Regions from separate parts of the Homo sapiens genome. Here region 1 is linked to region 2. A link is an interaction called in ENCODE POLR2A ChIA-PET data of the cell type or tissue named here. Cell type or tissue: A673. All regions are shown on one strand. Links, peaks and the distances in the headings refer to the core of each region. The heading gives the core; the rest is flanking DNA. Region 1 holds the start of MIR548AP (microRNA 548ap). Region 2 overlaps AKAP13 (A-kinase anchoring protein 13).

The links. Peaks named below come from ENCODE experiments on the same cell type or tissue, not always from the same donor. Only the 100,000 strongest peaks of a DNase experiment are listed, where the experiment ranks them.
Region 1: POLR2A ChIA-PET joins it to region 2 with 7 read pairs; 2 of 35 experiments call an interaction of 5 or more read pairs at or near these places.

The regions. Positions count from the first base shown.
Region 1 is chr15:85,820,793-85,829,084 of GRCh38, forward strand. MIR548AP (microRNA 548ap) reads left to right here and starts at 4,843; the gene lies at 4,843-4,938. It also overlaps the pseudogene RNU6-231P. In A673, for the core only: no CTCF peak of the experiment used is centred there; no DNase peak of the experiment used is centred there.
Region 2 is chr15:85,473,700-85,481,991 of GRCh38, forward strand. All of the region lies in intron 1 of AKAP13 (A-kinase anchoring protein 13), which reads left to right. Among named protein-coding and RNA genes, the nearest start is that of AKAP13, 97 kb to the left of the region's middle. RefSeq lists silencers at 1,961-2,020, 7,339-7,388 and an enhancer at 7,923-8,082. In A673, for the core only: a CTCF peak has its summit at 4,300 (motif pointing right); DNase peaks (open chromatin) are centred at 4,272 and 5,512; H3K4me3 peaks cover 798 bases; H3K27ac peaks cover 1,305 bases.

The DNA of each region.
Region 1 (8,292 bases), core at 1,363-6,362, 350 kb after region 2:
GGGCTTTCTAATAAGGGCTGCTCTGGAACATTTATTTGGCCCTACTTCATGGCTTCTGAGAAACACAAGGGAAGGATCTGAATTATTTTGAAGTTGCTTTTTCTTTTCTTTTCTTTTTTTCTGTTTTTTCTTTTCTTTTCCTTCCCTTGCTTTTCTTCTTCTTTTTGCCCAGGCTGGAGTGCAGTGGCACGATCTCGGCTCACTGCAACCTCTGCCTCTCAGGTTCAAGCGAATCTCCTGCCTCAGCCTCCCCAGTAGCTGGGACTTATAGGCGTGCGCCACCACTCCCAGCTAATTTTTGTATTTTTGGTAGAGCTGGGGTTTCCCTGTCTTGGCCAGGCTGGTCTCGAACTCTGGGCCTCCAGTGATCTGCCTGCCTTGGCCTCCCAAAGTGCTGATATTATAGGTGTGAGCCCCTGCGCCTGGCCTGAAGTTGCCTGTGACTAAAAGTCACAACTTTTAGTTGTGAGATGCATGTTTCTCTGACTGGACCACATGGCTTCTTGATACTTAAATGATCAACAAGTTAATTTGGAAAATAGAGCAGCTACTATGCTTAAAATATGGGACATGCTAAGATATTAGATTCAGCCACCCTACTTTCTGACATATATATGAGGCTTTAATCTTATTATCAAGCAAAAAATAAAAACAAAAAACACAACCCCAAACAACAATAACAAAGCAAGACATCTGCAGAATTGTGTTATGCTCAATTTGTGGGGGCCCTTGCATATGCCCTACATTTTCTCAGATGCCTTTTTCCTTGTAAGACTAAAATATAAAATGAGTATTTGTCCTTATAAATGGTACAAGTCTCACTTGCAAAATGATCTAACTTGTATATATCCAGGGTCATAATACCTTGTATCAGACAAGGGGTTAAGACGGGAACAAGTCAACCCTGTTGTCAGGGAATGCGCGGTTTAGTGGAGGAGGTAGAGGAGGTGGACCAGCTAAGAGACAGTTACAAAATGACGTGATGCTTGCTGTTATAGCGGAGTGTTCAGATGAGTCAAGGATTTAATTATCATAGCTGACAATGTACATTTTTATACATGCTCACTTTGACAGTGCATATATTAAAACTGAAGCATTACAGAGACAATTGGCTTGGTCCCTAAACCGAGATGACTTAGAGACTCATGAGACACTTACATTTTTGTGAGATAGCCTGTTGTCGTGGAAACATGCCTCAGCCTCCCCAGTAGTTGGGATTACTGGCACGTGCGTGCCACCACACTGGATCCCAAATGCCTAGGTTTGATTCCCATTCCTACTTTTTATTTCTATTCAGGAAGTTCCTTAACCCTCTCTACGACTCAGTTTCCTCATTTGTAAAAGCATGGGGTCCAGGAGCCATGGCTCATGCCTGTGATCTTTGGGAGGCTGAGGCAGGAGAATCGCTTGAACCCGTGGGGGCAGAGGTTGATATGAGCTGAGATCACACTACTACTGCATTCCAGTCTGGGAGACAGCGAGGCTCTGTCTCAAAAAATAATAATAATAATAATAATAATAATAATAATAATAAAAGAAGAGCACCAAAGAGCTAGCCCTTTTCTCTCCATGCGAAGGCACTAAGGCTTTGTAGGGACAGAGCAAGAGGCAGCCATTTGCGAGCCAGGAGGAGATACTGAATCAGCTGACCAGATACCGAATCAGCCAGAAACTTGATCTTGGACATCTAGCCTCCAGAACTGTGAGAAAATGTATTTGTGTTGTTTAAGCTACCCAGTCTGGAGGTTTTTGGTTTTTTCTTTTTTTTTTTTTGACAGGCTCTCGCTCAATTGTTCAGGCTGGAGTGCAGTGGTGCAATCTCAGTTCACTGCAACATTTACCTCCTGGACTCCACTATCCTTCCATTTCAGCCTCCTGAGTAGCTGGGACTATAGGCGCGCACCGCTATGCCCAGCTAATTTTTTGTATTTTTCATAGAGACAGGATTTTACTATGGTGCCCAGGCTGGTCTAGAACTCCTGGGCTCAAATAATCAGCCTGCCTTGGCCTCCCAAAGCTCTGAGATTACAGGCATGAGCCACCATGCCTGACCTGCAGTCTGGAGCTTTTTTTTTATTATGAAAGTCTGAGCAGCCTGATACAATAATGTTCCAATCTCTGTTATTTTCTGTTATTATTATTATTTTTTTTGAAAAGGAGTTTCATTCTTGTGGTCCAGGCTGGAGTGCCATGGCACAATCTTGGCTCTCTGCAACCTCCGCCTCCCAGGTTGAAACAATTCTCCTGCCTCAGCCCCCTGAGTAGCTGGAATTACAGGTGCCAGCCACCACTCCTGGCTAATTTTTGTATTTTTCGTAGATATGGGGGTCTTGCCATGTTGGCCAGGCTGGTCTCGAACTCCTGACCTCAGGTGATCCACCTGCCTTGGCCTTCCAAAGTACTGAGATTACAGGCATGAGCCACTGCACCTGGCCTTTTTTTTTGTTTTTTGGATAGGAGACATCCTAATGGGAGTGAGGTGTGGGCTTAAGAAATAGAAACCATGGTGGTTCCTAACCTTATCCAGAGCAGAGAATCTAAGAATCTGGTGAAAACTCTGCGCCTTCTCCCTAGAGAAACGCCCATAAATATATCATTTCGCATAAAATTTAAGTAAGTTTCTCTAAGGCACCATAAACCTCAAATTATAAATCCTCGACCTAGCGTAACGAAGTGTTCTTAGATCAGTAAAACATACTCAGCAGTTTTTAAGAATTGCATTGGTAGGCCCGGCATGGTGGCTCCCACCTGTAATCCCAGCACTTTGGGAGGTTGAGGTGGGTGGATCACTGGAGGTCAGGAGTTTGAAACCAGCCTGGCCAACATGGCAAAATCCCGTCTCTACTAAAAATACAAAAATTAGCCGGGCGTGATGGTGTGTGCCTGTCATCTCAGCTACTCGGGAGGCTGAGGCAGGAGAATCGCTTGAACCTGGGAGGTGGAGGTTGCAGTGAGCCGAGATCACGCCACTGCACTCTAGCCTGGGTGACAGAGCGAGACTCTGTCCCAAAAAAAAAAAAAAAAAAAGAATTGCACTGGTAGTTGTCTTCTCTATTTCTTCCATATACTTATTGGGCATTTATTATCTGGCTAGTGCTGTGCTAAATACTCAATTATATTATTATATATATAATATTATACATACTTATTTACATTGCATGTTGTATTTTTATACAATAAAAACTATATTATATATAATTATTATATATTGTATTTTTCTACCTTAAAACAACCGTGTGGAATAAAGCTATTTTACCACTTTGCAGATGAAGAAACAGGCTGATGGAGGTTGGTCATCTATTCAAGGTTCCCACTGCAGTCCCTGGAGGAGCTGGGATTCTTTGAGCTTAAAGATGTTAGTGTAACTGGGGACATGTACAGACACTGTGTGAGAAGGCAGCACCCATGGCAGATGCCTGGGGCTAGTGAGCACCCTCTAATATTTTCTGGGAGGGGGCAATTATTTGCAATAGTTGACTCCGCCCAAGTTTATCAACAGATGTCCAATCGCTGACCTTCAGATGCTTTCTAGAATTCCTGGGGTTCCTAAAGCTTCCTAATGCTTTGATGACAACCTCTCTTCTAGGAGTCCAAGGGGGTAGCACTGTGTTTCAATGATGAGGTCAACAGAGAAAGACTACCCAGAACAAAATCAGAATGTCCTGTTTTATGAAGATAAATCAGACATAGAAGTGGGAAATTAAAAAATATATATATCGTGGAACTTCCTATTTTCACTTCTGCTACCATGACTACCATTCAGGGATCCATAGCACTTGAAATCAAGCAGGCATAGTATCTGTTCAATCTACTAAAAAATACTGAAAAATAAAGGAAGTGCCATAGCCTTGCTGCCAGAGCTACTCATTTTCTTTTGCTTTTTTTTTTTTTTTTTTTTTTTTGGAGACAGAGTTTTGCTCTTTTTGCCCAGGCTGGAGTGCAATGGCGCGATCTTGGCTCACCACAACCCCTGCCTCCTGGGTTAAAGTGATTCTCCTGCCTCAGCCTCCTGAGCAGTTGGGATTACAGGCATGTGCCACCATGCCAGGCTAATTTTGTATTTTTAGTAGAGACGGGATTTCTCCATGTTGGTCAGGCTGATCTCAAACTCCCAACCTCAGGTGATCCACCTGCCCCGGCCTCCCAAAGCGCTGGGATTACAGGAGTGAGCCACCGCGCCAGGCCTCTTTTGCATTTTTGTAAATGGCAGCCATTACTGAGCCATGTTATCACCTACTGGAAAGGGATATTCCTTGGCCCTGGACAGTGATAGCAGTGGCAAATCATTATGGGTTTGCAACAAGCTCAATTCTTGCCTCCTCAGAAGAAAGAATTCAACCAAAGGGCATAAGGCAGAGTGACAGACAGAGGCAAGTTTTAGAGCAGGAGTGAAAGTTTATTAAAAAGCTTTACAGCAGGAACGAAATGAAGTAAAGTACACTTGGAAGAGGGCCAAGCGGGAGACTTGAGAGAGTCAAGTGCACTGCTTGACCTTTGACTTGGGGTTTTATACAATGGCATGCTTCCGGGCTCTGCATCTCTTCTTCTTGATTCTTCCTTGGGATGGGCTGTCTGGGTGCACAGTGGCCTGCCAGCACTTGGGAGGGGCCACATGTGCAGTGTATTTAACTGGAGTTGTGTGCATGCTCACTTGAGGCATTCTCCCCTTACCAGTGTTCCTGGAGGAAGGTCATATACTGGTTAAACTCCGTCATTTTGCCCCTTAGTGTACATACTTGAGCCCACTCACCCAACTCTAGAGATCTCACTGGGAAGCTGCTGATTGCTAGTTTCAGGTGTTTCTCTCTACTAGGAGACTGCCTTTCCCTGGCACCAGCTGTGACCAATTCCTAGGTTGGTGCAAAAGTAATTGCGGTCTTTGTCATTAAAACCAATAACAAAAACCACAATTACTTTTTACTGACCTAAAGATTAATTTAGGGAGACAGTGTAACAAATGCTTTACCATCACCTGATGGTTGCCTGACATTCCTGGTGGTTGGGAGGGTTCCTCTCCTGCCCTGCTCATGGCTGGCTAGCTACCTACTGTAACAAGAGCACAGGCTGTCAAGCAGGTTTTTGGCTTCCCAGACAGGGCCCATGGATTTTGTGAATGCAGCCACTATTTATTGATGTAATCGCTCCACCCTATAGGGCTGGAGTTGTGCTTGGCCACAGAGTGCCAGATGGCCATTAGGTACCAGCTGCTTCCACCCAAGAACACTGTCACTCACAGAATGCAGCTGCACAGATACCAAGATGGAAGCCCCAACAGTTATCATGGATGTTAAGAAATCCTACCGCCACTTCAAATCACAAGACTAGCTAACATATACTGAATGCTTATCACACATCGGGTGCTGTGCTAAGCACTTCATGTGGATTATTAGTTCCTTAAATCCTTCCGACAAGCTATCATTTGACTTTCTAGGGACTCTTCTAAGAATAAAACTATCCTTGAACTACAGCACTGTTTTAGGAATTGTGGGAGTCTTCCCTTCCAACCCAACTCCTGTGTTCTCTTGGGGAATCCTTGAAGAGCTCAATGACTACTGCCCACTAAGTGCCCTCACACTACATGCTCCTTGTCAGCTTTACAGGACATGCGGATCCTGGGAGCCTTACCTCATTCTCTGTTGAAGAGAAGATACAATATAGTTTTTTGTTTATTGCCTGTGTGATGCTAGATCAGCTTGTGCCTTAAACTTGGTATTGAAGGGGTGACCTAGACAGAAACTGCCCAAAGAGTGAAATTTATTTACTAATAAGTATGAATTGTCTGCATGCAAAGGATGCATTTTATTGGAAAAATTTATCATGTCAACATATTTTTACCATATTATCTTGGCTATATTATAACAGTATAATGGAAAGTTATTGACAGGAAGGAACCTATGTTTTCAGTAAACCATCATGGACCATAGAATAAGTCTGCCACTGAAAAGGCTGTATTTATGATTATTGTAGGCAACTTGAGAAAAACCCCTGAGGGAACTTATGGCCAGGTGCAGTGGCTCACACCTGTAATCCCAGCACTTTGGGAGGATGAGGTGGTTGATTCCTTGAGCTCAGGACAAGGCAAAACTCCATCTCTACAAAAAATAGAAAAATTAGCCGGGCGAGGTGGTGTGTACTTGTAGTCCCAGCTACTCAAGAGGCTGAAGTGGGGGGATCACCTGAGCCCAGGGAGGTCAAAGCTGCAGTGAGTCATGTTTGCGCTACTGCATTCCAGCCTGGATGACAGAGCAAGACCCTTTCTCAAAAAAAGAAGTGATCTAGATTTTTTTTTAAAACATGCTGATAGTACAGAAACGTTCCTGGGGAATAATTTGACTGCAAGAGACGTTTTCAAAAAGAACTAAGATAGTTTTGATCCTATCTCAAACCTCCCCTTTAATGATTGAGGCTTTACATCAGTTATTTACAAGAAACCTGGAATGTCAGACAATACAATTTGTAATAATGGTGCAATTACAAAATTTGTGTCTGAAGGTTTTATGAGTCGTTATCAGCACAGCCTATTACTCAGTGGTCTAAGAGAATGGCCACAAAGTTGCTGCAAGTATCTCATCCCTCAGCACACAAGAACTGCCTGTGTAGAAGTACTAATCTGTCGGCATCTCTGGACTTGCTTCAGTCATTTCTGATCAGATTTAGCTTACTGTCTCTAAGACAAACAAGAGTATATTTGGGTTATTTATTTGTATCTATTCAGCTCTTTATCAGAGTGTTTTTTTTTTTTTTTTTTTTTTTTGAGACAGAGTCTCATTTTGATACCCAGGCTGGAGTGCAGTGGTGCAATCTCGGCTCACTGCACCCTCTGCCTCCTGGGTTTGAGAGATTCTCCTGCCTCAGCCTCCCGAGTAGCTGGGATTACAGGCACCCACCACCATGCCCAGCTAATTTTTGTATTTTTAGTAGAGATGGGTTTTCACCATGTTGGCTAGGCTGGTCTAGAACTCCTGACCTCAAGTAATTTGCCCATCTCAGCCTCCCAAAGTGCTGGGATTACAGGCGTAAGCTGCCGCACCTGGCCCTATTTGGCTGCTCCTGTTAGCCCTTTTGCACGGGGCTGGATTCCCTCAATTCACTTTTCCACGCAGACAGCTGGAGTAGGGACAATCAAATTATTTACTTTATAAATTATGCCATTATTACTTCTAAGAGTACTGGTGTCCATTACATCCTTTTCAAAGACTTTCACTGATCAGCTGAGATATCTGGCTTTTTAAGATCCATATTTTTTCTTTATCTTTGCCTCACTGTTTATCGATAGATATACCTGAAAATATAAAAGATTAACATGGTCCAGGGAAGCCAGTGTTTATGGAGTAACTATTTAAAGATAACTGGAGCGGACACTTGTTACTCTAGAAATTTCCCTGTATCTTCTGTTCCCATCCATATGGCTACTTTAGGAGTTGCCATCTTGGTTCAATGCCAGTCTGCCACTGGGCACAGTTGATTGGACCAAATTTAGCTTGCAAGTCAAGCTAGGCCAATCAAAGTTATTTCATGGAGAACTGGATTTGGAAAACAGAGGGTACTGTTTTTCTTTCTGGAAGCTTGATTGACAGGTGTCAAATATGCAAGCTGTTGGCAGCTTTGTGGTTTAGGGAGTACAGGGGTTGGTCCATAGCCAGAAGAAAAAGAGAAGCCAACACAACAAAGAGGGTAGAGGCTGGAGACAGAGGGTATTTTTGTTTCCTGGGGCTGCTGTAACAAATTACCACAAACTGGGTGGCTTATAATGACAGAAAATTAGGCCGGGTGCAGTGGCTCATGCCTGTAATGCCAGCACTTTGGGAGGCCGAGGCGGGCGGATCACGAGGTCAGGAGTTCAAGACTAGCCTGATCGATATGGTGAAACCCCATCTCTACTAAAAATACAAAAATTAGGCGGGTGTGGTGATGGGCACCTGTAATCTCAGCTACTCGGGAGGCTGAGGCAGGAGAATTGCTTGAACCTGGGAGGCAGAGGTTGCAGTGAGCCAAGATTGTGCCACTGCACTCCAGCCTGGGCGACAGAGCAAGACTCCGTCTCAAAAAAAAAAAAAAAAAAAAAGAAAAAAGAAATCTATGTCACAATGTCACATACCCTTATCTAAACCAATTACCAACAAAGGGTTTGGGAACCCATGATTGGCTTGGACCTATGAGGATTCAGCCCTTGGGCTGGGGCTGTGATCAACCCCTTGTGAAACACAAAGCTGAGCACAGGAGGGCAGATGCTGTTCTGAATCGAAAGAGGAAAGGAGGGTGGGTGAGAAACGCATGTTAAGTAGGCAACCA
Region 2 (8,292 bases), core at 1,942-6,941:
TTGGTCATAGTAAGAGGGTCATGAGAGGGGAGGGAGGTGAAGCCCAACCTCTTGCTAGCCAGGGGCCTCCCTCCTCTGTAGAAAACAGAGTTAATAACCACTCGCCTGAGAGGCCTGTGGTAGGTCAAATGAGATGCCATCTGTGCAGCAATTTAGTGCACAGGAGATGTTCTGTAAACTTCATCTTTCACTGACACTAATCCAGTAAACAGGCATACCTGACTTGGGATAAGCAACAAGAAAAAAATGATAATGGGAAGCAATGAGGAAATAAAATCCTCACTTCTTACTTGAACAGCAGAATCCTTAAGAAATACAGCCCACTCAACTACTAGTTTGAAAGTTTAAAGTCTCTGTGATATCAGTTCTTTCTCTAGGTGACTTACATAGGATGAAAAAAGTGTTCCCAACTGTAAACATGGGTTTCTGTATCAAACATGTGGCTGACTCTCCATCAGCAGGAGTAGCAGTGGTTAAAAAACACAAGCTAACATGTTCTCAGCTCTTCCTCCAAGAGGTAAAAGCTCATAAGCCCATTATTTTCGTAGTTTAAAACATATATTCCTGATTCCTTTCTTTCCCTCTGCCCCACTCCCCAAATGCTGTCTTTAAATAGTCAGATTCTCTGCTAAAAATGCCATTCATGTTGTCACAAGTTCTGTATTGACCTGGCATCAGTGTTGATAATTAATTTTCATGTGCTTTTAGTTGGCTAACCTAGTTCTTTGCCACATAAAATAAATGCATTAGTATTTTCAGAAATATCCTTGCTTGGTGTATAAGAGCAAGAATGACTGTCTAAGGGATTACTCATGTCAGGAATGTTTTATGATTAGAAATTCCCCATTAGAAATAAAATTTTTCATTGAAGCGATTAACATTAACAAAATCTTTAATAGGGGACTGCTTAGAATATTGAAGTTTTCCTCATATCTGTAGAATTTTCACTTAATTATGACATATACAAGTTTTTAATTTGAAGTCTTCATTGTTTAAAACTTTTCCTTCCAATTTTGATAGGTGGTTTAACAAAAACCTACCACCTTGTGTTTCCAGTGTCATTGTTCTCAAGATGTTAAAGGCTTAGTATTGTGAAATTATAACATTGAAGACAATATTTATTCTCAAGACAAGAACCAGTCTAATAATTAACAAGGTAACTGACATTTTTAACGTCTCTGATCCCCTCTGACACTTGTGTGACTCGTTCGATAGTCACATAACGTGTGTGAGAAGGTGGGCCGTGCCTGCCTTGGAAATCATTCCTAACAGGTCTCGCATTTGTCCAGGTAAGGTCATCCAGCTCAGTAATGTCCTCATTTGTGTGAGAGCCTACCTGCCTATATTTAGTCTTTCCAGGTGGTTTATAATTGGTTTAGCCCATTGGACAGCCTGCTTTTTGGTTGATAGAGGCTGGGGAGGATGAAGGAAGTGTAAAGGCTTGAATTTGGCAGTCTCTTTGCCGGATATCTATTTTAACCCCTCCTGAAGTTAATTTACATAAAACCCAGCTGTGTAAGAATTTTTCTAAATTTAAAGTTTATTCTTATTACCGTAGGGATAGGAATGTCAGCACTCACTGAATTATGGCCTTCCTCTCCTGTGTCTGGACCTCCTGGCAGCTTATGGTTCCCGTTTCCTTTGGATAACAGGATACAGCTGGTGGCAAAATTCTCACCTGTGGAATGGCCATTGGGAGTTTTCTTCTCCATATAGATCTTTGCAAAGCAGCAGAAACCATTTTTGCAGGAAACCACAAGCCTGTGTTAAACACCAAAAGAGAATTGAAATAACATGTCCATGAGTTCCTCTTTCCAGAGGTACCAACCATCATGTGGGATCCTAAGTATAGTGTTAAGTAGCTCTTTGTCCTCCCCTTCACTTTGAGGTTGTCTAGTTATATGATGTTGAATTCCCCAGCTCTGGTCCCTATTACCTCTCTGGCAGATTAAGCAAATTGCTTCAGGCTGGATTGCTTAACACTTAGCAGAATTCATGCTGCCTTTAATGAGCTACCAGTTTAACCTTCTGGGGCTAGAGTGATTTTTAGACATTTTTGTTTTGATGAGTTGATTTTTGTACTTATAGCTATAACTGTGGATCCCTTGCCATCAAACTATGGTGCAGCAAAGCAGCTGATGAATTTCTCTGTCTCTGATGTTCATGTCAAACAGTTATTTCTCTAGCATTCATTGGGGGCTCAGTACTGTGCCAGGTGCTGTGGCATGAGCAGTAGTGGTGTGGAGGGTGCTACAGGAGACATCTGCAATGCAGTAGACTAGATTAAAAACAAGTTGGGGAGAGAAGGCAAGCACAAAAATAAAAGAAAAATAGAAGATAGTATTTGACTTACTGCTGATAGTGTGGGTTAGATTATCAGTGATAATCCTATTAAAATCAGCAAGGGTGGAGGGCATGAACATGAGCAAAGACTTGAGGACTGGACTGAGCATGGTGCATGCATGTGAGGTATGCAGGGACTGGATGGAAGGTGTGGTATGGAAGAAAAGAGTGCTCAGTAAGGCTTTATAGATAATGAGGGACCCTGAACACTCTTTGGAGGCACCAGAGGGGTAGTGGGGGCATGGTGGATGGCTTCTGAGAGCTCACCAATGATAAATGGTATGTTTAATAGAGTACCTTATCTGTTGGAATGTATATTTTCCTCACCATCACCTTTTATTTAGAATTAGGGATCGACACAGTGATGAGGATGTCCTGAGAGATGTGGTAGCTGAATGTGATAGAAGGTTAGTGCTGAAAGGCTATCATGTAATTCATAACAGGCAAGAAGAATAGGAGCTTACTTTATTATTTTCTTATTGCCTACCACTGTGTTAAACCTTTAACTACACATCTTTAATTTTATGTATTCTCATTTTACAGATGAGGAAAATAAAGCTTGGTAGTTAAGTAACTTGTCCAAGGTAACACAGCCAGTAAGTGCCACATTTACAACTCAATTCTAGGTCTTTTTGTCTCTGTCTCTGAATTACGTTAGTACTCTAATTTTTATCCTTACATTAGTCTGTTGGGGTCATCAAATGATTCTTAAATACTAGAAGGTTGTCTCTAATCTTAATGAGGACTCTGCAATCATCCTTTCCTTTAATAACTATTCATCCAAGTGGCTTGTCTATCGTTGTTGTAAAATAAGTACGTTTAATTTTTTACAGAAGAAATGTAGTGGGCTTAATCATGTGCTGGCCATGTGTGTCTGTGGATGCAGCATTTAGGAATATGGGTCCCAGAGTACAGGGCTCCATCTTTAAGCTCTGGAGGTTGGAAGCTCTAGGAAAACTAAGGTGGGTTAAATGTGTTCCCAAAACTGTGATCACATTTTATGTTTATGCTTTTCTCTCCCTTTCTCGAGTCATGGTAGGTTACTATTTGAGTGCCATGCCCTAGAACTCCCTAAAGTAAAGGCACTGGTATCCCAAAAGAACTGTTCTAAAAGATTACTTACTTCTGTGAAGGCAGAGAGGGTGCTACAGAATGAAAATAGCATTTTAGGAAGGTTGAGTCAGAGGTGCGAGTGGGGCATAGAGAGATTTTCTCAGGGTGATAAGGCCCTGGTGCTCAAGTCTACAAGCAGAGACAGGCACATTGGCAGTGAGTCCTCCTTGGGGAAGAAGAATGATCTGGGCTACTTCCAAGACCCCTTCTACCTGTAAGTTCTTGTAATTTGGGATTGGGATTAAGAAACTCCAGAGGCTGGTGTAAATTGATGGGGCACCAGCTGTTGTTTGCTGCACCTCAGGGAAGTCATGGTGGGAGTCTGGCCTGGCCCTGTTGGCTGGGGCCCCCAACAGATCCTTGCTGTGTCTGGGTTTGAGTTTACGCTACACAATTACAAACTTTTTCCAGTGCTGCTTTTTGTGAATCTTTGAACCTGCAGTTGTGAATGAACAGAAATTTGAACTGAGCTTAAAAAAAGGAAAAAAAAAAAAAAAAAAAAAGGCAGAGCTTTGTTGATACCACTGCCATTATAGGGCCATGATTTCTTTTTTCCCCATTTAGCTGCAACACATTTATTTTTCCCTTGTATAATGGCTGAGATTTCTTTAGTATGGAGCTGTGTCACAGTGGTTTATGTATTTTCTTCTCTCTCCCTGCCTCTGTTTCTAAGGCTGGGCAACTTTGAGGTATGTGGATTGACCTGGATGCCTCTTGTGACTCCTTCCCCACGATCCCCTGCGTGCACTTCCTATTCATCTTTGTAGTTCTCAGCTACTCACTGTGCTGTCATATCTGGCGCGTGCTGTTCCTTCTATCCTGTGCTTCTCCTCCTGTGTCCACTTGGTGGAACTTTCCCCATGGTTTGCTTCTTCCAGTAATCTCTGTCTGGACCCCCCATCTTCTAGAGAGTTTATTGCTCCTTCCTGATCCTTGTAACATTTTTATTATTGTGCTCATCATACTGTAATATCTGTTTACATACATATGACCCTTTACTAAAGTGGTAGGAACCACATATTATTTATTGCTAAAGCTCAATAACTTAGTACATGTAATATTTTAGGGGCTCAGAAATGTGAAATTATCTCCCTTTATTGAGTTTTTATGTGCCAGGCACATATTATAAATATATGTCAAGAAAAAGATAACCTAAACACGGAAAAGATTATAGTGTACTCTCCTACACAACTTTCAAATAAACTCTAAAATGATTATAAGGATGTCAGAGTTCTGATTTTTTAAAACTACATTTAACTTACTATTTTAAATTATTTGTATTTCATTATTGTAAGAGTTCTGATTTTTTTTCCATGATAATTACATTGATTTGGTGTTTGTGCATGTGTTTGGCCCAAACTCAGGATCATTTATGCCTTTTGGGTAATCCAGCGTTGATAAAGAATAAATTAAATGAGTGAACGTGGGTGTTACTGTTTTGTCGTTGCTGTTGTTTTAATTTGCTATGTTCTTTTGTTTTACTGTTGAATGTTACCCTGTGTTAGACTCTTCATTTCCTTCATGTCATGCCTGCCTCCTTTGTCCCACTCCCAACCCCTCGCCTTACCCATTTGGGCTCAGTGCTTTGTGTTTTGTCTTGGTGGCTAGTAAGTACCATCATATGATAGTGGGGCAGAGCAGGGCTAACTGTTCCGTATGAGAATCAGACACATATTATGAGTCTTAACATCATTTCCCGAAGTGTGGGTCATGATTCCAGAGCAAAGGATCACCAGATTTGGTCTCCCGATTTCTACTCTTTCTGGTCCTGGGAATGAGAATCAGCCTTATTTAACAAGGCCTTAAACTGATGTTCATGTGTACTAAGGTTCAAGAATCGCTGCTTAAAACTAACTGCTCAATTATTAATGTAGCTGCAAACAAAAGTAAAGCATTCATGAGGGTCTTGTAAGACTTCCTCAGTCCCTTATTCAGGAAATATATTTGGCCCATGTGGTATTTTACTTTTTTGATAGAACTTGGCATCTTCAACAGGAAAAGCGTATTTACTTTTTGTATCCTGGTCTTCTTCCGTTGTTCAGAATTTCTAGCTCATATTCCCAGCCTCCCCAACCAGGGCATAACATTTTTATAGCCACCAGCCCAGGCTCCGTGGGTTGAAGGAAAGAGTTTTTGGATCCTGTTATTTTCCTGGAGGAAGAGCTGAACATTGACTCTTTTACAAGAATCCAAAGTATGCATTGTCATTTCCATGTTAACCCTCACTCGAAATTTTTGTGGGTTTTGAAGGATTGACTGTAGCCCAGTCTTAGCAGGATCCCTGGCCATGGAAATTCATTTGAAGCACATTGTGCCATGGAAGTACCCTGCAGGTAAAAATGCTCTATTTATACTTGGCTGAGTCCCAGACAGCTGCTGTCTGCCTGTTGGGACTGGGAGCAGATGTAGGGGTGATCTGCCCCCTCCTATTTTTTTGTGGATTTGGAAGCTTCCCTGTTGAGAGTGACAAAAACCCTGTCAATTGATGTGGTAGGTATGTCAGACCTGGACAGCTGGTCCTTAGAAAATATGCTGAGATCACCAAGTTAACAGGTACAGAAGGGTTTCCAGTTTGTTATATGATGTTGGGCCTGTGACTCCCCACCCCCCTTTTTAGGGACATGTCATTAATGGTGGAGCGCTTGTTAAAGGCTTCTCTTGTAGCATGTGTAGGTGTGGCTAAAGAATAGTGAATTTGATTGATGTTAATGTACATCTGGATACATTCTCATTTTAATTTTTTTTTATTGGTTCTAGGGACTTTTGGTAAAGATTGTGGATGTCTTCAGTTTTACACATTTAGGAAACAGTGTCTTTTTACTTATTTCCAGTACAGTTGTGATGTATTGAATGACAAGGGACTTTAAAACAGACATGCTGTGTATAATGTTTTCTTCCTGATTAAAAAGTAATATCTGTTCATTATTTGAATAGTTACAATTAAGAAACAGATTATTTAGGGATGAAAATTTCCTGTAATCTCCAGAGATATGTACACTTAACATTTTGGTGTTCGTTCCTCCAGATTCTTTTCTATGATTATTGTATTATATTTTAGAATTGTAGTTTACCCACCAGCGTATTTTAAGAAGTTACCAGAAAGGCGTCTCTGAGTATCTGAAGCCTTTCATTTAGCCATTTATGGATTTCAAAGTATCTTATGTGGGGTTAGTCTCCATTGAGACTCAGGAACTCTGCAAGAGGGAGAAGCATTGGCTTCTGCTATGTGCCTGTCAGTGTGCTTTAATACTTTACCTGGATCATCTCTTCCAGTAACCCCACAGTATAGGAAGCATTATTATGCTCTTTCTGCACATAAGGAGATGAAGATTCAGACAAGTTAAGTGACTTGCTCAAGGTAATACAGTTAATTGTAGAGGACTTGGGATTGAATTTGATTTATTGTCTAGAGAATATTGTATGGCACCCTATTACTTTCCTGTATTGAGATGTAGGTGGTGGGGGTGGGGGGGTTAAGCTGAAAATATCTGTGAGATGTATAAAGCTGTTGGATAGAGACACACCATTTCTTTCTTCTTATTTTTTTTTGAGACAGAGTTTCTCTCTTGTTGCCCAGGCTGGAGTGCAGTGGTGCAATCTGGGCTCACTGCAACCTCCACCTCCCAGGTTCAAACGATTCTCATGCCTCAGCCTCCCCAGAAACTGGGATTACAGGTGCCCGCCACCACACCCGGCTAATTTTTGTATTTTTTGTAGGGACATGTATAGTTTCACCATGTTGGCCAGGATGGTCTGAAACTCCTTATCTGAAGTGATCAGCCTGCCTTGACCTCCCAAAATTCTGGGATTACAGGCGTGTGCCACCGCGTCTGTCCTAAGGAGACACACTGTTTCTCTGGCTTATTAAGAGGTATTTGGTTAGTATATAAACATTTTCGTAGCTTCTGAGGTTTTGCAGTCATTTGTTCAGACATACGGGTTGGTGGAAATGCTTTCTGTTCCTTTTCCCAAACCAATCACACAGCCATATAACTTCATGCCTGAGTTTCTCTGTGGTCCTCTATAGTGAGTGGTTTTTACATAGTTCTTTGCAGCAGCATGAATTTCAAAAATCTCCAAACTTTTGCTATTGCTGATCTTTGTAAACTTTGCACACCCAGCGCTGGTACATTCTGATGATGGTGTCCACACTGCACTTTATGAAGAAAAGACTGATGATTGTTTATATTAAAATGTAGGAAGAGAATTGTAGCAGCAACTTTTGCTTCTCTAATCAACAACACCAGAAGAGACTTACTGTGTGTGGTCAGTGGGGGAGAATGTTAATTTATAAATTGAGATAGTTGTATTAAAATTGAGTGACTCTTATTTTGACATAAAGTGAATGTGTCTCTTTTATACAGCAGAAAACTATTAAATTTGTTTTTTCTCATCAGTATAAAATAAAGTGGAAAATGTGGGAAGAATACAAATTCTTAACTTCTGTGCTTCTGCTTATTTCACACCCCTCAAATTTCTGATTCCTTTCAACTGTAGCTGGCTTTACTACTGAGTGGTGAAATTGCTGAACATACTTAAAACCACATCATTTAAGACTTTGAATTTTGACATTTCCTCCTCTTCACAGTCTTTAAATACTAGGCAACCTGTAGGGTTCCACTGTGTCTGTCATGTATTGTCCCTGTGTTACATGAAAGCAGCCTCAGTGAACTTGTGAATTTGCTCAGTCATTTCACTGGCTACTGGGTGAGGAAGAAGTAGGATTTTCTCTCTTAAAATTCCTTGGTGAAATCATTGGATGGGCATGATGTGTTTCTTTAATTTTCATTTTGGTAAAAAAATCTACTGACAAAGCAAAGACTTTCAGTTGTTCTT